Regions from separate parts of the Homo sapiens genome. Here all the other regions are linked to region 3. A link is a contact called in ENCODE Hi-C or POLR2A ChIA-PET data. All regions are on one chromosome and are shown on one strand. The core of a region is the stretch at or near the end of the contact, and the rest is flanking DNA. Distances in the headings are between cores, read along the strand shown. Region 1 holds the start of HCG15 (HLA complex group 15). Region 2 holds the start of HCG14 (HLA complex group 14). Region 3 holds the start of H2BC11 (H2B clustered histone 11). Region 4 holds the start of ZKSCAN8 (zinc finger with KRAB and SCAN domains 8). Region 5 holds the start of ZKSCAN4 (zinc finger with KRAB and SCAN domains 4). Region 6 holds the start of ZSCAN31 (zinc finger and SCAN domain containing 31). Region 7 holds the start of LINC02980 (long intergenic non-protein coding RNA 2980).

What was found. Hi-C counts contacts between places; a loop is a spot of excess contacts on that map. ChIA-PET counts read pairs that join two places held with the same protein, here RNA polymerase II (POLR2A). Pooled maps may share reads with other maps.
Region 1: a map of CD4-positive, alpha-beta T cell shows a loop between it and region 3 (5-fold over the local background). The contact joins the promoter of HCG15 here to the promoter of H2BC11 in region 3. A Hi-C loop is called at or near these places in 3 of 168 maps with a recorded cell type or tissue (CD4-positive, alpha-beta T cell, ascending aorta and sigmoid colon) and 17 of 50 pooled maps. POLR2A ChIA-PET finds 5 or more read pairs at or near these places in 2 of 52 experiments (activated B cell and activated CD4-positive, alpha-beta T cell).
Region 2: a loop to region 3 is called in a map of sigmoid colon, with 3 times the contacts of the local background. The contact joins the promoter of HCG14 here to the promoter of H2BC11 in region 3. A Hi-C loop is called at or near these places in 3 of 168 maps with a recorded cell type or tissue (CD4-positive, alpha-beta memory T cell, naive thymus-derived CD4-positive, alpha-beta T cell and sigmoid colon) and 18 of 50 pooled maps. POLR2A ChIA-PET finds 5 or more read pairs at or near these places in 15 of 52 experiments (CD4-positive, alpha-beta T cell, CD4-positive, alpha-beta memory T cell, CD8-positive, alpha-beta T cell and 11 more).
Region 4: a map of naive thymus-derived CD4-positive, alpha-beta T cell shows a loop between it and region 3 (4-fold over the local background). The contact joins the promoter of ZKSCAN8 here to the promoter of H2BC11 in region 3. A Hi-C loop is called at or near these places in 1 of 168 maps with a recorded cell type or tissue (naive thymus-derived CD4-positive, alpha-beta T cell) and 10 of 50 pooled maps. POLR2A ChIA-PET finds 5 or more read pairs at or near these places in 1 of 52 experiments (Panc1).
Region 5: a pooled map shows a loop between it and region 3 (3-fold over the local background). The contact joins the promoter of ZKSCAN4 here to the promoter of H2BC11 in region 3. A Hi-C loop is called at or near these places in 4 of 50 pooled maps. POLR2A ChIA-PET finds 5 or more read pairs at or near these places in 4 of 52 experiments (B cell, BJ, T-cell and 1 more).
Region 6: a loop to region 3 is called in a map of CD14-positive monocyte, with 4 times the contacts of the local background. The contact joins the promoter of ZSCAN31 here to the promoter of H2BC11 in region 3. A Hi-C loop is called at or near these places in 5 of 168 maps with a recorded cell type or tissue (CD14-positive monocyte, aorta, ascending aorta and 2 more) and 18 of 50 pooled maps. POLR2A ChIA-PET finds 5 or more read pairs at or near these places in 2 of 52 experiments (K562 and activated T-cell).
Region 7: a loop to region 3 is called in a map with no recorded cell type, with 10 times the contacts of the local background. The contact joins the promoter of LINC02980 here to the promoter of H2BC11 in region 3. A Hi-C loop is called at or near these places in 1 of 37 single-sample maps with no recorded cell type and 5 of 50 pooled maps. POLR2A ChIA-PET finds 5 or more read pairs at or near these places in 7 of 52 experiments (BJ, CD4-positive, alpha-beta T cell, GM10248 and 4 more).

Annotation. Positions count from the first base shown.
Region 1 is chr6:28,983,381-28,986,080 of GRCh38, reverse strand. It overlaps HCG15 (HLA complex group 15), which reads right to left and starts at 1,332. Exons shown (of 3, transcript NR_135289.2): 1 at 1,097-1,332.
Region 2 is chr6:28,895,229-28,897,928 of GRCh38, reverse strand. HCG14 (HLA complex group 14) reads right to left here and starts at 1,399. Exons shown (of 2, transcript NR_104117.1): 1 at 1,199-1,399; 2 at 609-818. TRL-CAA1-1 (tRNA-Leu (anticodon CAA) 1-1) reads left to right here and starts at 1,601; the gene lies at 1,601-1,706. RefSeq lists enhancers at 1,087-1,722, 2,358-2,700 and a silencer at 2,133-2,296.
Region 3 is chr6:27,131,430-27,134,129 of GRCh38, reverse strand. H2BC11 (H2B clustered histone 11) reads left to right here and starts at 1,335. Exons shown (of 1, transcript NM_021058.4): 1 at 1,335-1,814. The coding sequence starts at 1,380. The coding sequence ends at 1,760. H2AC11 (H2A clustered histone 11) reads right to left here and starts at 1,087. Exons shown (of 1, transcript NM_021064.5): 1 at 595-1,087. The coding sequence starts at 1,058. The coding sequence ends at 666. RefSeq lists enhancers at 405-920, 616-955, 921-1,434, 1,566-1,635, 1,646-1,715 and 1 more.
Region 4 is chr6:28,140,495-28,143,194 of GRCh38, reverse strand. It overlaps ZKSCAN8 (zinc finger with KRAB and SCAN domains 8), which reads right to left and starts at 1,312. Exons shown (of 6, transcript NM_006298.4): 1 at 1,166-1,312. RefSeq lists enhancers at 1,051-1,170, 1,181-1,300.
Region 5 is chr6:28,250,829-28,253,528 of GRCh38, reverse strand. ZKSCAN4 (zinc finger with KRAB and SCAN domains 4) reads left to right here and starts at 1,260. Exons shown (of 5, transcript NM_019110.5): 1 at 1,260-1,971. The coding sequence starts at 1,549. RefSeq lists enhancers at 1,452-1,501, 1,632-1,701.
Region 6 is chr6:28,334,866-28,337,565 of GRCh38, reverse strand. It overlaps ZSCAN31 (zinc finger and SCAN domain containing 31), which reads left to right and starts at 1,418. Exons shown (of 4, transcript NM_030899.5): 1 at 1,418-1,484. RefSeq lists an enhancer at 1,753-1,872.
Region 7 is chr6:25,991,375-25,994,074 of GRCh38, reverse strand. It overlaps LINC02980 (long intergenic non-protein coding RNA 2980), which reads right to left and starts at 1,408. Exons shown (of 3, transcript NR_186645.1): 1 at 1,157-1,408. RefSeq lists an enhancer at 1,090-1,299 and a silencer at 1,290-1,599.

The DNA of each region.
Region 1 (2,700 bases), core at 83-2,582, 1.9 Mb before region 3:
ATTCTAAAATTCTGAGCAGTAACGAGCCCAAGCGTGCACCTGAGGAAAGAGTAAGGGCACACAAAGTCAGAACAAAGTATGTATGTATTTGAGCCAGGGCCTCGCTCTGCCACGATCAGAGCTCATTGCGGCCTCGAACTTCTGGGCTCAAGAGATCCTCCCGCCTCAACCTCCGAGCAGCTGGAACTACACGTACACGTGACCGCGCCTAGTTTTTCTTTCTTTTCTTTCTCTTTCTTTTCCTTTCTCTCTCTCTCTCTCTTCCCCCCGCCCACCCCCCCCCCTTTTTGGTAGAAACGGGGGTCTCGCTTTTTTGTCCTGGCTGATCTCGAAATCCGAGGCTTCAAGCGACCCTCCCGCCTCCGCCAGAGGAAGAATGTAAACGGGACAGGAATGTGTCTCTGCTCCCCCGCCCTGGCGAGGGACTTGCTAGTATCCTCTATCCAACTGCTGGCTGAATGTGTTCTCTCTAGGAATCGAGGAGGACTGCCTTTCTCGCTGGTTCTATTTCAGTCCCGATCCCACAGCTTCAGTCCAACCGGTTTGCTTTGTTTGATAGGCTGGGCATGAGAGTGAGATTTGGAGCTATCCTCACAGATTCCTGGAAGTTGAACAGATCTCTGATGAGTCCTCTCTTTAGAACTAAACTGATTCCCCCAGGACCTACCAACTTGAGGAATTTTCTGGGAAGCACTTAGGTACCTGTACGGACTTGTCAACAACTGCCATACGTAAGAGACTCTAATTCCAGCTTTACTGTGCATGACCAGAAAGCTTGAAATTGAAATCTTGATGCCATCCCATAGTTAACCGAGATTTTCCAGGTTTATATATAGTTCAGAATTCAAAGTTCTGAAAATCTAAGAGCTTTCACAACTCTGCGCTTTTGCTTCTCCTGAGACGCTTGTCCTGGAATGCTGGTTTCCATTTTGTTCCCTAATAAAAATCTTGTTCATTCTTCAAAGCCCACTTCAAATAGGGTCTTCCCCACCCCACCTCCAAATCTCCCTCTCTCTCTCACATACACACACCCCATTGTATTTTTCCACACTTCATTTTAGCAGGTAACTCTGTGCCCAATAGAAAATTTACTCACTTGGCGGGGCGCGGTAGCTCACGCCTGTAATCTCAGCACTTTGGGAGGCCGAGGCGGGCGGATCACCAGGTCAGGAGATCGAGACCATCCTGGCTAACACGGTGAAACCCCGTCTCTACTAAAAATACAAAAAATTAGCCGGGCGTGGTGGCGGGCGCCGGTAGGCCCAGCTACCTGGAGGCTGAAACAGGAGAATGGCGTGAACCCAGGATGCAGAGCTTGCAGTGAGCCGAGATGGCGCCACTCCACTCCAGCCTGGGCGACAGAGCGAGACTCTGTCTAAAAAAAAAAAAAAAAAAAAAAAAAAGGAAAACTTACTCACAGTATCTGTCTCCTTCATTCCCCAAGTACGGTGAGAAGAATGATGATGATGATAATATTAATAACACGGATTTGGATAATTGGCTGACTGCTTTTGTGTATTATGTTATTGACTCATCGCAACTTTATATAGTAAATACTGTAATACTTTTATTCCCATTTTACAGTTGAGAAAATTGGGATTTGGGGGGTGTTAAGAGGTGAGATTTCTGTCTTGGTCATTTTTCATTTTCCATAGTGACTAGTGTAGTACAAGCCTACTGGCTCTGAATATTTGCAGATTGATTCCTTGACCCTAGCTGTTGACTTTTTTTTTTTTTTTTTTTTTTTTTAGTAGTCTTTCACATTCTCTTTCCTCCTCTTGTCTTGATGCATATTTTGGTTTTGTTATATTTTTTCGACGTTCTCTCTGAGCTGACGAGTAAACGGTAGCAAGTCTGGTGAATAAACAGAACCTACCGTGCCAAAATTAGGGAATTTTTTTTCCTATGGACAATGAATAATAGCTCAGATGAGAAGGAAAGAAACTGGTAGCATTCGAAGAAGAGTTCTTTTTCTCTAATCCAATTAGCTTTATGTGGAAAATGAAAGAAAAGAAAAGAAAAGAAAAAAAGAGGCATTAATCAAGATAAGTTAAGCCAGACAGTTCCTTTCACAGGGGTCCCAACCAGACTGTTTTCTGAAAGCAGAGGCATAAAAACTAATGAAGCAAGAGATTCTTGCTGCACATAGAGGAGACAACGTGTGATATCACGAAAAGAGGGTGCTTTTCAAGAACTGATCACCAGCAGGCCTAGAGGGTTGAATTCCTATGAAACATTAGATTAAAAGGCTTCCGTATATACAGGAATTTTACAAACCATATTACTTTTATGTCTATGTCAAAATAAGATTTCTTAGTCAAATTGATCTTATGTATGTGTCAAAGTTTATTAATTCAAGGACAGAACTGACAAGATGACAAAAGAGTGTCCCATCTCAAGGAAGTTTTGGAAACTGTGAATATATGGAGCCAGGGAAGAGAAGAGAAAGTGCAATTAATTAGAAAAAGTCCTGCTTCATTTAACTGGATCATAACAACATCACATCCTGGCTGGAAGCGGTGGCTCACGCCTGTAATCCCAGCACTTCGGGAGGCTGAGGCGGGTGGGTCTCTTGAGATCAGGAGTTCGAGACCAGCCTGGCCAACATGGTGAAACCGCGTCTCTACTAAAAATACAAAAATTAACCTGGAGTGGTGGCACGTGCCTTTAATCCCAGCTACTCGGGAGGCCGAGACAGGA
Region 2 (2,700 bases), core at 150-2,649, 1.8 Mb before region 3:
TAGTACTTAGCAAGTATATATTCATAATATATTCATTTAGAAAGCAAGTTAGCAAATTATTTACTACACATGACCATTTTTGGAAAATGTATACCATATGAAAGACTAAATATATAAAAATGTTAATAGTTACCTCTGACTAGTGAGATTATGGATGATTTTAATTTTTGACATGTTTGTATGTTCTACAATTTGTGTGTACTTTGCAATTAGAAAAAAATAATTATAGTTAGGGTAAGATTACAGTTGCCATGTTGGGAATCACTTCCTGGACAATTTCCTTCCAATCGAAAGAAAATATACAAATCTCATGTATTGGAGGGAGACTGGGGAACCAGTGTTCACTGTACTTCTCACTACTAATTTTCTCTCTATCAAAAATAGGATATGAAACCAAGGAAGTCTGTGGAAATTAAGATAGAGCCTACTGAAACTCAGTTATTTCTCCATGCAGAAAAGAGACCTAACTTTGCCTTACAAAAAGGAAATTTTTTTTATATTAACAAATACAAAAAGTAAGCTATTAGGACAAAATCTAATTAAAATATCCAACTTTATATTTCCTCTATCTGAACCTCACAGCCCCAAATACAAGAGTTAAGACGGTTGAGTTAAAATGTATTTATTGAACCTCTACCGTGTTTGCCAGGCACTGTTACCTGGACGGCATTGGTCTACACATGTTATTTTAGCGGTGTCGCTGGCCTCTAGGGGCTCTTGTTCTAGTGGGAGGGATGATTTCTGTTTAGTTTCAGGGCTCCATTAAAATTTGTGACCTTGGGGCTTCCCGGCCTGGAGCTCAGATTGCTTGGCGAAGGCTGAGAAACAGAAAAGTGGATCAGGCGATGTGGTGCACTCCCCTTAAAAACTACCGCTGTGTTCCCCGACCTGGCAGTGGTCACTTGGAGCCCATTAATCGGGAACATCCGAGAGCGACAAGGAAGGCCGCGGGCGAGCGCGTCGCTCGCGGAGTTTCCCCGGACCTGGGATCGCCGATCCCTCGGCGCGGACACCAGCCTTGCCCATGTGGTGGTCCCTGTGGAGACCTTCCCAGCCGTTCCCGGCTACCACTTTTAGAGCCCAAGACAAACTTCGACGAGTGGCAAGGCAGTGACAAATGGAACCAAAATAGAGGGGCTAAAAGGGGACCTTCCTATAGAACCGGGGTCTTTTGTTAGGGTTTTGTTTTGTTCCTCACCATCTTCCAAACAATGAAGTCCTGGGGGAGGCTAACCACGATCAAGATTTCAGTAAACATCAGACACTGGAGAGCCGACCCAGCGACCGAAGAAGCAAAAGATCTTCTTTCCTTCCTGAAATCTGGGCAGGCTGGGAGCAAAAAAAAAAAAAAAAAAAACCCGCACACGTTTTTCGAGATGGCGATAACAGTTATAAGGCCCGTAAGAGACTTGATCCAGTTTTATGCAGAAACATTTTCTAGTCCTGCGAACCCTTTTGCTTTTTCAATCCACAAGTGGCTTTCTGCCCTTCTGTTACCAAGCAACCCTGACGTCATCGCGTTTCTGCGTGCGTGCACGACACAGAATCATTGCTTGTTGATCTCTATTTTAGTGCAAAAATCAGGGCTGTTATGCAGTGTGTCAGGATGGCCGAGTGGTCTAAGGCGCCAGACTCAAGCTAAGCTTCCTCCGCGGTGGGGATTCTGGTCTCCAATGGAGGCGTGGGTTCGAATCCCACTTCTGACACATACTTTTCTTTTTCCTCTCCTTACTTTAGAGATATCCTGATCTCAGCAGTAGGCATAAACAATTACCAACGTATATTTTTAAGAATCGGCTTTTAGGTACCGGGCGCGGTGGCTCACGCCTGTAATCCTAGCACTTTGGGAGGCCGAGACGGGTGGATCACGAGGTCAGGAGATCGAGACCATTCTGGCTAACACGGTGAAACCTCGTCTCTACTAAAAATACAAAAAAAATAGCTGGGCGTGGTGGCGGGCGCCTGTAGTCCCAGCTACTCGGGAATGAGGCAGGAGAATGGCGTGAACCCGGGAGGCGGAGCGTGCAGTGAGCCAAGATCGCGCCACTGCACTCCAGCCTGGGGACAGAGCGACACTCCGTCTCAAAAAAAAAAAAAAAAAAAAAGAATTGGCTTTTAAATTTATCTCAAAGGGCTTGTCCAAACTAAAAACATTAAAAGCGGAAGCATCGCGATATTTTTACGAAGCCGCGAGATTTGGGCCAAAAAACGCCTAATTAAAGGCAGAGGTTACTAGCGATTGGTCTCTGTGCTGCAGTGCGAGATAATCCTGATGTCGCGGGATTCGGAACGCAGATAGCTTCCTGCCTCGCCGAGGGAATGGAGAGAAGGGGCTCTGGGCGGGTTCTTTTCCCGCTTCTCGACCAGGCTCACACTCTGTGTCTCAGATCCAAGCCCTCCCCTAGATATTTCCTGGAGCACTTTCCTACCAATCTCACAACGCTGTGGCTCGTGACAGTGCAGTCTCTTTAAAAATCTTACACAGGTCCTCTGCTCTCCTATTTTCAAAACTCATGTAACCAGTTCTCAAAAATGTCTTTCGTAAATTATGCACATTCACACTCGTTTTGGCATCTGATCATTACCGTTTTGTCAGTCAAAATTGAGTACCATTTTAACCATTGAATGAAATATGAAAGCTGTACGTTCCTCTCGCAAATGTAATCACCGTGAAAAATTTATTGTATTTTTTACATTTCT
Region 3 (2,700 bases), core at 86-2,585:
GGAATACTTTGCAACATGCAGTAGGGTGGGTAAGAGAATGCTTCACAGCTATCCATCAGGAAAGATGTGAGTCTCTGACAGAGCCTTTGCAGGGAGGTGGACTATTGTGTCACAAAGTTCTTCAGCCTCGCTCTCGTGCAGCGGCGTCACCGCCGAGCTCTCGCAGGAGCGGCAGCTTGCTGATCAGCAGCTCGGAGTTCTGGTAGCGCCGAACGTCGCGCAGGGCCACTGTGCCGGGCACGTAGCGGCGGGACTTCTTCATGCCGCCCTGGCCCGCGTGGAACAGCTGTCTGCTAAATTCTAGCCCGGGCGATAACTCTTTTGGGCCAAAGTGCTTCAAGAACTCACGAAGCCACTGGTGCTCTGTGGACACACACTGATTAAGTTTAAAATTAAGTAATGGCCTAAGAGATTTGTTCACATCTTAACTTTTAAGCGTGGTAAAATCTGGACCACCTTCCCTCTAGTTTTTCTTTTAAATCTGCGGTGTTCGCTACACTGTTTTCAAAAAGATGGGTAATTTATGACTAGAGTCTTGTCCATGTCTCACTTTCTTTCACATGGAATAAATGTTAAGTTCTTTTAGAGAAGACGTGGGTGGCCCTGAAAAGAGCCGTTGGTTTGGACTCGATTTTACTTGAGCTGCCACAAACTAGTACAGATAGTTACTTGCCCTTCGCCTTGTGGTGGCTCTCAGTCTTTTTGGGCAGTAGCACGGCCTGAATGTTGGGCAGGACACCGCCCTGTGCGATGGTGACTTTGCCCAGCAGCTTGTTGAGCTCCTCGTCGTTGCGGATGGCCAGTTGGAGATGACGCGGGATGATGCGGGTCTTCTTGTTGTCGCGGGCCGCGTTGCCCGCCAGTTCCAGGATCTCGGCGGTCAGGTACTCCAGCACCGCTGCCAGATACACCGGCGCGCCGGCCCCGACCCGCTCGGCATAGTTGCCTTTGCGGAGCAGGCGGTGCACTCGGCCCACGGGGAACTGGAGACCGGCCCTAGAAGAGCGAGTCTTGGCCTTAGCGCGGGCTTTGCCTCCCTGCTTGCCACGTCCAGACATAGCGAGCGCAACTCACTACGAGCAACCACAAAGTGAACGGGAAAGGCGGCGCTTTTTATAAACACTATTGGGCGCGAAAAAGAAGACGTGTTGTTGGTTAGGGCTGCAGTTTAATTTCAACCAATAGTAGTGCGTCTTCTGGATTTGCGAATCCTGATTGGGCAGACCTGACCTCTGACGTTACCCTGAATAACTACCAATCAGACACAAGACTTCAACTCTTCACCTTATTTGCATAAGCGATTCTATATAAAAGCGCCTTGTCATACCCTGCTCACGCTGTTTTTCCTTTTCGTTGGCGCTTTATAGCTACACAGTGCTATGCCAGAGCCAGCGAAGTCTGCTCCCGCCCCGAAAAAGGGCTCCAAGAAGGCGGTGACTAAGGCGCAGAAGAAAGACGGCAAGAAGCGCAAGCGCAGCCGCAAGGAGAGCTATTCCATCTATGTGTACAAGGTTCTGAAGCAGGTCCACCCTGACACCGGCATTTCGTCCAAGGCCATGGGCATCATGAATTCGTTTGTGAACGACATTTTCGAGCGCATCGCAGGTGAGGCTTCCCGCCTGGCGCATTACAACAAGCGCTCGACCATCACCTCCAGGGAGATCCAGACGGCCGTGCGCCTGCTGCTGCCTGGGGAGTTGGCCAAGCACGCCGTGTCCGAGGGTACTAAGGCCGTCACCAAGTACACCAGCGCTAAGTAAACAGTGAGTTGGTTGCAAACTCTCAACCCTAACGGCTCTTTTAAGAGCCACCCATGTTCTCAAAGAAAGAGCTGGTGCTTGTATTCCTCCTCTGCTGGCCACTGACAAACCCTTGTAACTTGCTACTGTGTTTTTTGGTCTGAAGTAGAGCAGTTATTTAACTAATCCTTAGTGACTTTTTTTTTTTAGATCTGCCATTCTAATCTTAGAGTTAAGTAAGGAGATGGGAAATTTTCTATTATAAGTTCGAAACCAATTAAAATACGTTAGAAACCAATTAAAATACTCGTCGGTCCCCCGTCGGTTAGTGATTTGGAACAGTGCCAAGTTGCAGCGGTTGTCAGTTTGAATTTGCCCGGGCAACGCCCGCCCTTCCTCTGCATCCTGATTGGTTGTTGTATCCAGGAAGTCCACGGTCGGCTTGGGTGCGCCAAAGGAATCCAAACCCCGCCTTTATTTGGCCTTCCTTACAAACTCAGTAAACTGTCAGTTTCTCATTCTTTAGTATTTTATCGCTTTCGGGAAGGAGATTTATTTCTAATTAGTTTTCGTTGGATAGAGCGTTTTTTTTTTTAAAGGGACCCTTTATGGCAACATAATCAGTTTTTTTTTTTTTGAGAAGGAGACTTCCTCTGTCGCCCAGACTGGAGTGCGGTGGCGCGATCTCAGCTCACTGCAGCCTCCGCCTCCCGGGTTCCAGCGATTCTCCTGCTTCACCCTTCCGTGTAGCTGGGATTACAGGCATGCGCCACCATGCCCGGATAATTTTTGTATTTTTAGTAGAGATGGGGTTTCACCATGTTGGCTAGGCTGGTCTCGAACTGACTTCAGGTGATCCACTAGCCTCAGCCTTAAAGTGCTAGGATTACAGGCATGAGCCATCAAGCCCGGCTACAACGGAATTTGAATGCTGTAGTTTTCAGCCTGAGAAAGATCAATG
Region 4 (2,700 bases), core at 63-2,562, 1.0 Mb before region 3:
GCGTACATGTCTGTATTAAGTTGGTGAGCACTTTGTGGATACAGACTGATTTTTACATAGTCTCCTTAAAGAACACCTAGTCAAGTTTACATGAGTTTAAAAGGCAATCTTTAAAGCTTCCTCTGGATTTTAAATACTGTAATCCTGTGAGATGCTGAAGGCACAACTCAATTTTAACAGTATTATTTTTTCAATAGTTGTGGAAGGAATGTATTCTTCCTTCAGACTATGTCTAATTTGAGAAATGTTTGGGAACTGAAAACAAAACAAAAAAGACATTTTCCAGGATTTAAAATCCAAGAAAAAGTAGGTGAAGCCAATACTATGCTTTGTTATCTCAAATTGCATTAGCTGAAAGTTTTAATTAACATCTATCACATTTTACATTTAAACAACAGAAATTCAAAACATGTATGTATTTGCTAAAACAATGATTGCTACGTAAATATACTCAACGGAACTAACAAACAACAGAAATATGTTTTTAAAGGTGGTGGTGGCAGTCAAAGTAGCCTGACAAAAATTACTCATGACTAACCAGAGTTTTGGAAATGGGGCCCTCCCAGAGTTCCTCGTTGGCTAACTTCAGTTTGCTTTAACAAATGAAATAGGCATTCTGATAATGTTGAATTCTGAATTACCCTGAAATTAAAAAAAAAAAAAAACTTTCGTACAATTATCTAGTCAACACACCACCAGTTTCTGAATACACTAAAGAAAGAAGAGTAACAGCAAAAATTGGTTTCCATGGATAAACGGGGCTTCCAAAAGCAAAATATGTCTTTTTTAAAAACTGAGAATTTTGTTGTGACCTAAACGCAAAAGAGCGCTAAGTGAAAACAATTCAGACTCTGGAAATAGTTGGATAAAAAATAACATGGGGGGGGCGTTCCCCATTTTAAGATAAACAAGATCGACTACAAAAACATACCACAACACGATTATCTATGAAGAAAGCTTCATAAAAGGTTCCCTCGCAAAAAGTTCAAGGGCAATTCGTGGGGACGTACTCTGCCTGCAACAGCAACTAAGGCGTCAGAATCGGTCCGCGGCGCCGAACACCGCACAGGCCCCTCTCCGGACCCCTCAGGCCAGTCCTCAGCTGCGGCCTGGACCAGCCACAAAGCACCCACTTTCCTCCGGCCCAGAGCCCGACCGTACTCACTGTGAGTTGCAGAGGCGCCCCGTCGTGGGGAAGGGAGGCTGCAACGGATAAACAGACTCGAAGGAAGGTCGGGGAGTAAAGGCGATGAAAGCTGTACTCGGACCAGGCCCCTCCGGCCACTAACTTCTAAATCTGCGGAGGCACAACACCGGCCAGCACGCATCTTGCCCCAAAGGCACTTCCGGAAGCTCTCTAGGAGTCCTGGAGGTCTACAAGCTCTATGGTCGGCCGACTGAGGGTACCGGAGTACCACGCCCCTCACCTGCTGTGTGCTGTGCCTCGGGTTCCTCCCGCGTCTGCGTGCCTCAGGCTTGCGCTGTCGCTGGGGCAGTGAACGTGCTGGGGAATAACGGACCTTGGTGTCCCCTCCGCCTTGTGTGCCCATGCAGCTCCGCGCGCTCGCTGTCAATAGTAACGGTCCCCTGGGGGTAGATATCGGACGTGGGGAGGCTGGAGCTGTGAATAGGAGGCTGGGAAAGTGTTGGAGGAGGGAGCACTTCATGGATCCTTAGGATTCCAACTGGATTCGCGTTTGGCTCCGTTACATACCCTGTACTTTACTGTTCTCGATTCATAAACATATCCAGACCTCTCACATAGAGTACAAACTTCATGAGGAATTCCTGCTAATCACAGTTCATAGTTTTGTGAAATCCCTATGGCATGGCACTTAGGAATAGCATATTTTATTAAGTATTCAAAAAAATCGTAATTAAATATATATTCTTTTTGGATCTTTACATATTTCCCACTCTTTCCTATCTTAATGAATTTCTATCGCTTACAGCATCTGCTTTGCTGCTTAGCTGTTTTAATGCTAAACCTATGATGTAAGCTTGAAGAGTAGACCCTAGGTTTAATACCACAAGATATGGGGAACAAATCTATGTTCATTCTTTCTTTGTTAGTCTTTTTTTCTTTTTTTGCCTTTTTTTTTTTTTTTTGAGACAGGGTCTCTATTGCAGAGTGTAGTGGTGTGATCATAGCTCACGGCAGACTCAACCTTCTGGGCTCAAGCAGTCTTCCCACCTTAGCCCCCCAAGTAGCTGGGACTACAGGTGTGCACCACCCTCAGCTTAAAAAAGAAAATTTGTAGAAACGGGGTGGCGGGGCGGGGCGGGGGTCTCACTATGTTGCCCAGGCTGGTCTTGAACTCCTGGGCTCAAGTGATCCTCCTGCCTCAGTCTCCCAAAGTCCTCGGATTACAGGCATGAGACACCACCCTGGCCCTGTGTTCATTCTTTACAGACCTGTTGCATTAGAGCTTTTTAACTTTTGAGACTAATAGGATTTCAGGGGTGGAGGTTGTGGCAAGTGTTATTTTTTGTTGTTTAAGTCTCATGTATTTATTTCCTTCAGCACCTTTCCCAACCACCTATTATTGAGTTCTCAGGGCTCCTCCAATTTTCACCTTAATTTCCCTCTTTATCTGCTCCTGCTGGTAGCCACCACCAACATTTCTATCCCTTCCCAATTACTAACTCCCCAATATTTTGCGTACTGACAAAGTCGTTTTGATTTAAGGGTTTTGTCAT
Region 5 (2,700 bases), core at 11-2,510, 1.1 Mb before region 3:
AGATTCAAGTTCACTTATAAGGATACTTCATGGGCAGTGCCCCCTACCTTCTGTGGTAGCTCATCAAGAGAAAGATATTTTGTAGTATTTTTCATTTGCAACAGTCTTTGGGACTTCTCATTTTCTTAAGTTATGTTATTTCTTAATCCTTGGAATGTAGAGGCATAGGCAAAGAAAGAAAAACTCAAGAAAGTACTGACATGATATTTTTTCCCCTCATAAACTACTGAACTTGCATTTTGTAGCTTCTCCATTCCACTGGGCAGAAAGGGGCTTACTGAAGTGTCCAGTCAAATAACTTACAGTCAATTATGGCTTAAAATCGAGTCCCATCTAGTTCAAAGAATTCTCAGGGCTTTCTTCTATTATAGGATAGGCCTAGTTTATCACATGCCAGGCACTGTTCTAAGCACTTTACACAAGAGTGCTCACAACATTATCTAATCCCTAGTAATGCCTACAACATCCCTATCTACTATTACTTTCCCTATTTACAGATTGGAAAAGTCGGGCACAGGGAGGGTAAGCCAGGATTACACAGGTAACCTGGCTACCTGCGTATCTAGCCACTGTGCTTGACTGTGATTGGGGGCTGGGAAGAAACAGGAAGGAAGAAAGCAGAAGAGAATGGGGTCCCTGAAGCCAGAGACTAGAGAGTTTCTGGAGGTGGAGAGCAGCATAAGCCTGATTGCCAGAGAAGCAGCCATGGAATGTGCAAAGTGGTGAGTGGGGGAGTGGGACAGTGTGTTGAGGATTAGTGGGAGGTGAGGGCTACAGTCAGGGTCGGGAGGAGTAGTCTGGCCTTAAGGAGGAGGAAAAAAAGTGACAGATTAAGGGGGTGAGTGGGGAAGGACCAAGGGCAGCCACTGCTCGCTCCAGGCAAGTGCCTGGTGATGTGTTCTGCTGCTTTGATGTTTCTGAGAGAGACTAAAGGTCCCCCTGCCAGGGTTCTTGGGGCTCTGGGGAACCCCTGCTTTCCAGCTCAATTTTAGTGTCAATTTTATGCCAGCTGCTTAAGCAAGCTTTACATAGGAAAGAAATATGAGCCGCAGCGGCATCCTTCCAGGATTTAAAGGCTCAGTCCTATTTCTTATGATCCAAGGTCTGTCATCCTTTCCTTCTCTATCCCTTAACTGCCTTCCCTTGCGTGGAGGTAAGGACAGGGTAGCTAATGGGTTAATTCGGAGACAACCACCGAGAGAAGCTTCCTAGAGCGCCCAGGAAGTGGCCTTAGTTCCCATCGAGACTTCCTGTGCCCCAGCCTCAACTTCCCTCCTATGTCTGGAGAGTGATCACTTTCACTCCCAAAGACATCCTTTGGTGATACTTACTGTGGGATTCAGAGTGGGGTGCAGAGGACGACCCTGCAAAGGCACGGACTATAAGAGAGATCTGTGCAGCTGCGCCTCAGGGGGTGTCCTGGGCCCCTGGGCATGACAGGAGGGGGACCACTTGCAGTTCTACTGGAAAATTTACCACCCTTCCAGAATCCTCTGAAGATATACAGGTCGCAACTAGAGTGAGACCCGAGTACTGCCTTGGGTCAGAATGGCTAGAGAACCGAGAAAAAACGCAGCCCTGGACGCCCAGTCTGCAGAAGACCAGACGGGGCTCCTGACCGTGAAGGTGGAGAAGGAGGAAGCCTCCGCCTTGACGGCGGAGGTGAGAGCACCCTGCAGCCCTGCTCGGGGCCCCGAACGCTCCCGCCAGCGCTTCCGAGGCTTCCGCTACCCGGAGGCTGCGGGCCCCCGCGAGGCGTTGAGCCGGCTCCGAGAACTCTGCGGACAATGGCTGCAGCCTGAGATGCACAGCAAGGAGCAGATCCTGGAGCTGCTGGTGCTGGAGCAGTTCCTGACCATCCTGCCGGGGAATCTGCAGAGCTGGGTGCGGGAGCAGCATCCAGAGAGCGGGGAGGAGGTGGTGGTGCTATTGGAGTATTTGGAGAGGCAGCTGGATGAGCCGGCGCCGCAGGTAGAAAGAACAGGTTTAGTATCTGAGCGCTGTGGTCTGTTTCCTCCTGAAATCCCAGATCGGAGCGAGGGGCATTCCTTTAAGGTCCAGGAGTTCTTCATCTCTTTTTGTACTGTGAACCTCCTTGGCAGTAAGGTGAAGTCCCTGGACTCCTTCTCAGAATTATATTTTTAAATATATAAAGAAACTATAAAGGATTACAAAAGAACACAACTATATTGACATACAGTTAGCAAAGAATTAAATTTGTATTAAAGTCATATATGTGGATTTTTATTACTGCACTAAATAATAAGACCTAGGGACAGGGCTTATAATTGGCAATTTCAAAATGGCGATAAGCATCTATTTGCCTGGTTGTAATGTGGTGTGAAAACGTGCAGGTTTTGTTGGTGACAAAGTCCTGGGTACTGCTTATGCTACCTTGATTTGTTGCTTCCATTCATAATTGAAGGAAATGTTAACTCTCTCTTAAAGACCAGTAAAAATAAGATTAGTTTTTGTCCTTTCTAAGTTCATGGACCACTTGGGAGAAAGTCCATGGACCACTGGTTATGAACCTCTGGTAGAAAGTGGGCCTATTTTTACCTCCATGTTCTTCCCTGTTTTATGAGGGACTGTTTCCTCTTTGCATCGTCCTGTGTCCCTGTGCACACAACTTCAGAGGACCTGTGTGGCCAAATCTTCTAACTGGTGAGCTGGATACCAAGGTTCTTGACTTAGGTCTAT
Region 6 (2,700 bases), core at 169-2,668, 1.2 Mb before region 3:
TAATGAATGAGTTGTAAAAAATCAATTCAACCTCTTAACATGTATTATCTGTCTTCTCTATTTCTATTGCTACTGCCTTGATTCAGGCCCTCACTCTCTCTACCCTGGATTCTTGTAGTAGTCTCCTAGCTGGTCTCCCTGCCTGTAGTCTCATTTCCTTACAGTCCATCCCCACATGGCTGCCAAGATAACATTTCTAGATGTAAATTTGATCAGACTGCTCAAATTCCTTGGTTAGGGATCCAAAAAAAGTAAGAGCTGGTGCCCCTGCCACATATACCACTCTCCAGTCATGCTGATCAGCCCAGTTCTTTGGATGTACCAAAGGATTTCACCCCAGTTCTGCTTTTGTACATTTGATTCCCTCTCCCAGAAATTTATTTCCTTTGCTCCTTTTCCAGTGTACACTGGCAGATTCCTGCTGAGTCTTGTTTTGCCCCATTAGTTTTCCTCTCTCTTCCACGCCACGAATTCAAACTAATACATACATTTATTTCCTACATACGTACTTAGCATGTTCCAGAGGCTATTCTCATCGATTTACAAGCACTTATTTTATTTTACTTCATTTCACATGCACGTCTGTTTTACGCAGTTACTTGTTTACACGCTCTTCTTCTAGACTTTGGGATTCCAGAAGACAGAGGTTTGAGTGTAAAACACAAAATAACAAAACCACAACAAAAACAACTCTGTATTCTCGTCCCCACCATTACCATCTCTCCTTTGTGATGTCAAAGAGACCAGAGGAAGTGGACAGACTCGGGGAAGAATAGGTAAGTATTAGAGACAGAAAAAGTATGAAGTCCCTTCTGTGAGGACTAACAATAGTGATGCCATTTTACAACCTTGATGACTGTGTTCTCAAGAAACAAAGCAAATGTCAACCCCGTCCATAGCTTCAACAGAGCATAACAGCTCTAACCGCAACAGAGCCTAACGGCCCTAACCACATCTGTCCCCAGTTGGAAAGTGTCCAAACAGTTCCAACTAGCCAGCACTTCCCCAACCCCTCCCCAACAGAAACTTTATTATAAAAGCCTCAGCTTGTAAGCGATCAGGATCTCAGCCAGATTCCTAACTGGAACTCTTCGCAGGCTTTTCCTGTAAATAAACCTGTTTGGCCGTGGAATTGCCTCCTGTTACTCGCTCTCTACGTTTATATCTTCCTAACACCTTCCGGCTCTAATGTTTTGGGTCTCGATGACCATCTAACTCCTAAATGCTGGGGGCCGCTCCCCATAGAAATGCCTCGCCGGATTTCTCCGCCTCGCACCCAGTGGGACTGGGATTTTTGGCCCCGGGGTTTGCAATAAGGGAGTCACCAAGCAGCAGCCACCTCTGGAATTCCTAGAAAGGAAAGAGTTGCCTGGCTTCAGCCAGTGGGCTCAGAACGGCTGACGCATTTCCGGCCTTTGCGGTTGATCGGTCATTGGGGTGCTGCAGCCCCGCCACCTGTTCCGTAGCTTGCCGGTGCCCCGAAGGTGAGTCTTGGCCCCTTGTCGCGACCCGCCAGGTTCCCAGAAGATTTCAGGTCTGTGCCTTGGAGTAGGCGGGGAGGGAACGTCTGCGCAGGCGTGACCCCCGCCCCTACACATTCACTGGCCTGAAGCCCCCGTGGAGTAGGTGGAGGTCCCGCCCCTTATCCTGAAGATTAAACAGCCTTTCTTTGTCTGAGATAACGCCCGGAGTTCTTTGTCCTGCCTCCAAGACGATAAAGGAGCGCAGACACAAAGGTGAGGTTAGAGCGAAAGTTTAATAAGCGAAAGGAAAAAGCTCTCTGCCAGCAGAGAAGGGGTCCCGACCGGGAGTACCCATTATGGGGCCCGTTCTGGGGTTTTTATGGACTGGAAAGGAGAGGGAATGCGCTTAGTCTGCGGGCTGTCCTGGCGAACGCTTGACTCAGCTTGGTCCGGGACCAATCAGGAGCTGAAATGATGATTCATAGCTGCTGCTTAGCTTGGCCCAGGACCTATCAGAAGCCGAAGTGAAAGTTTGGCCCCGGACCAATCAGGGGCTGAGGTGATGATTCACAGAAGCTGGGCTTATAGTCCTAATAAAGGAAAGTAGAGCGCCTGCCGGAACCTACCAGAACCCACCGTGTCCATACCCACAAAAGGAGAAGAAACTTTTCCTGGGAACCTGCTGACTATACAAAGGACAAAGGCATTATGTGTCAGGCCTTGTTCCCTTATCTGAGTGAGCTGGAGGTTCTGTGCAAGTTTTTATCCAAATGGGCCCGAGGTTTTTCTATCTATGCAGCCGTGGGCATATCTCTAGGCACAACACCCTGTGCTAGTTCCCTTATCGGTGCCTGCAACCTGATTTTTTCCCCAGGCTTAGTTTTATGTTATGTGGGGATAAGACACTAAATCATGGGCGGGGGCAGGCTCTCCAGGGACCCTTCCCTTGCTATCCACCTAAGGCAAGCTAGGTAGCCCTTTCACAGGGTGGTGGGAGAGACCCCTAGAGAGGTCGGAGCTTTGCGGCGAAACCGAGGTCCAGAGGTAGAGAAGGGTCTCTCCCTGTCAAAAGCCTTATTTCCTATATACACGTAATTTTTATTTAATAAGTCAACATTATGCAATGTTTGTCGCATATGTTTTCTTTAAATATTGTAAAAACCACCAACCTCATAACTTGTCACCTCTAGTTTCTAATGCATCTCTAAAAATTGGGGACATTTCCCTACATAACCAC
Region 7 (2,700 bases), core at 159-2,658, 1.1 Mb after region 3:
TTCCATGCTGATGGCGTGTTTGAGGATCCAGAGGGGTCTTTGGTTGGCAGGATTGTTTTATTTCCCCAAGAGGAGAGCCTTGATGCAAAAATAGGTGAAGAAATCAGTACAACAAAACAGAAAGCCTAGAAACTACTATGAACACAATAGAGCAGAAGTAGCCTTAAGAGTTGGTGGAGAAAGGATGGTCTATTCAATTACCTGGGCTGAGAAACTGGCTTTCATATGGAATAAAAATAAAATTATAGCTATACCCCATATCATACACAAAAGTTTCTACATCTAACAAAGACACAGATAGAAAATGTTTTAAAATTTTAGAAGAAAATAGTGCAGAATTTTAGTGCAGAATTTCTTAGACTAGATGCAAAAACAAAAATGATTAAAGTGGCCAGGCACGGTGGCTTATGCCTGTAATCTCAGCACTCTGGGAGGCCGAGGTAGGTGGATTAGTGGAGGTCATGATTTCGAGACCAGCCTGGACAACATAGTGAAACCCCATCTCTACTAAAATACAAAAATTGGTAGGGTGTGGTGGCTCACGCTTTTAATCCCAGCTACTTGGGAGTCTGAGGCAGGAGAATCACTTGAACCTGGGAGGCAGAGGTTGCAGTGAGGGGAGATGGCGCCACTGCACTCCAGCCTGAGCAACACAGCGAGACTCTGTCTCAAAAAAATCTAAAAATAAAAAGATTATTTTTAAAAGACTATTTTAAACAAAAAAAATCGTTTAAATGATATGACACACTACATCTAATATTTGGAAAAGTACTTCTTAATACTTTTAATAAAAAGAGGCGCTGAGAGCATACAACCTATCCTCAGAAGAGTGTTTGACCTCTAGGAGGGACGCAAGCGCGTTCTTCCTTCATTTTAACTGGTCATTTTCATTTATTTCAGGAACATCTGAAGTAAACACAGTCACACGTTAACCTTTAAAAATCTAGGAGGTGCGTACGCATAGTTCCATTACTTCAATTTTTGTACTTTTGCATTTTAAAATATCACAGGGAAGCTCGGTACAGCTTCAAGGCTAGGAGGGGTGGCTCTCTCTTAAGCCCTGTCCCCGCCAGCCCCAGACCTCTCGTCCCGCCCCCATTGCCCAGTCCCCACCCTCACTTCCCCATTTCCCCACTCCCGCGGTCTCTTAACGCACCTCGTTTTTCGTCCAGTGGACTCAGACCTGTAGTCTTCCACCAGGATCGGCTCCTTTCCCGGAGCTCTCGCTCTTAGAGGAAATTGAGAGAAGCATCAGCGGAGACCCATCTGTGGCTCTCCAGAGGGCGCGGCATTCAGACCCCAGATCCAGCTGTGAGAACGGACCCCAGGCTCACACCAGGCCTGCGGGAGGCGGCCCACCAGAGGCGCTAGAAAACAAGCCTCGCGGGGAGGCGCGCAGGGCGACTGCAAGCTGTAGGGGGCGCTGGCGCCCTCACAGGCCAGGGGCAGGGCCGGCGCTGCGGGCGGGGCTCCTGCGGCGTGAGGGGCGGCCCCAGGCCAGCAGCTGCGCCCTGGCTGGGAGCCGGGGAGCATTTGCTGCTCTGCTGGACCCTGAGTCTGGCGGCGGGCGGCCTCCTCTCCGCTCCCCGCCCGCCATCCCCCAACTCCCGATCTCTCTGCTGCGTCTGGCCTCAGGCTGAGACCCCAACGAATCATTCCCCGCATGGGAACATTTTATGATATAACTGAATTCAGTTTTATGTATAACTGAATTACGGATATGAGAATCTCAAATGAGGACGAATGGTTTTTACGCACAAAACATGAGACACAAATCTGTAAGAAATATAAAGTCGTGACCACGTCCTTTCAGAACTTTAACCTGTTTGCTGAAGTACGTCAGTAACAATGGCAGGGAAAGGGTATCTTAAATTTCACCACAGCCTCAAAGAGGCCATTTCGTGGATCCGCTGAGGCTTGGAGTCGGCCTTCTGACCACGAGTCCTGCGGCTATGAAAGAGGAAGCCGCGGTTCAGGGCGTCCTCGCGAGTCGTGCAGCCCGCCCTGCTCCAGCTGGGGACACCGGTGGTCACGGCGCTTTCCAGCTGCAGATCCAGGCGGCAGCCCAAGATTTGGTCCAGCCGCCAAGGGGTGGCTCGAGTGACTGACGGGCCTTGAACGCTCCCAGGACCCACATCTGGAGAGGGAGGTGGGGGTGGGGTGCTGAAGTCATTCTTGGGGCCCCTGGGGGCGGGCATGGACCTGGGTAAGGCCAGAGAAATTGACACCTCGTGACATCCCTGGAAGAGAAGTACGTTCAGTGTCACTCCAGAGCTGAAACCGCCTTCTGGCTGGTCCCTCCTCACCTACATACTTTTCTAATTTGTCTGGAGCAGGCCGGGCATCTGTATTATCTGGTTATTTAAATATCTGGTTATTTAAAAGCTCTCCATTAAATTCACATACACGAAAATAAAAATTAAAAAAAATTTTAAAAAAAAGAAACAAAAGCTCTCTAATGACCAAGTCCTACACGATAGTGAATAAATTTTTTTGTGTGGTCCCTAAAATTGAGTTCATGCCTTTTCTGAAGTAATAGACGCCCAGAGAAGGGATCGACTTACCCATCATGCCACAGAGATTAATTGGCCCCAGAATTCTTTAGCAGACCGTGTATATGAACGTCCTTTGCAATCATATAAATTAACTGGGAAAACCTCATTTAGTATGTTACATGCCTAGCGTTTTGTGCCTGAACAC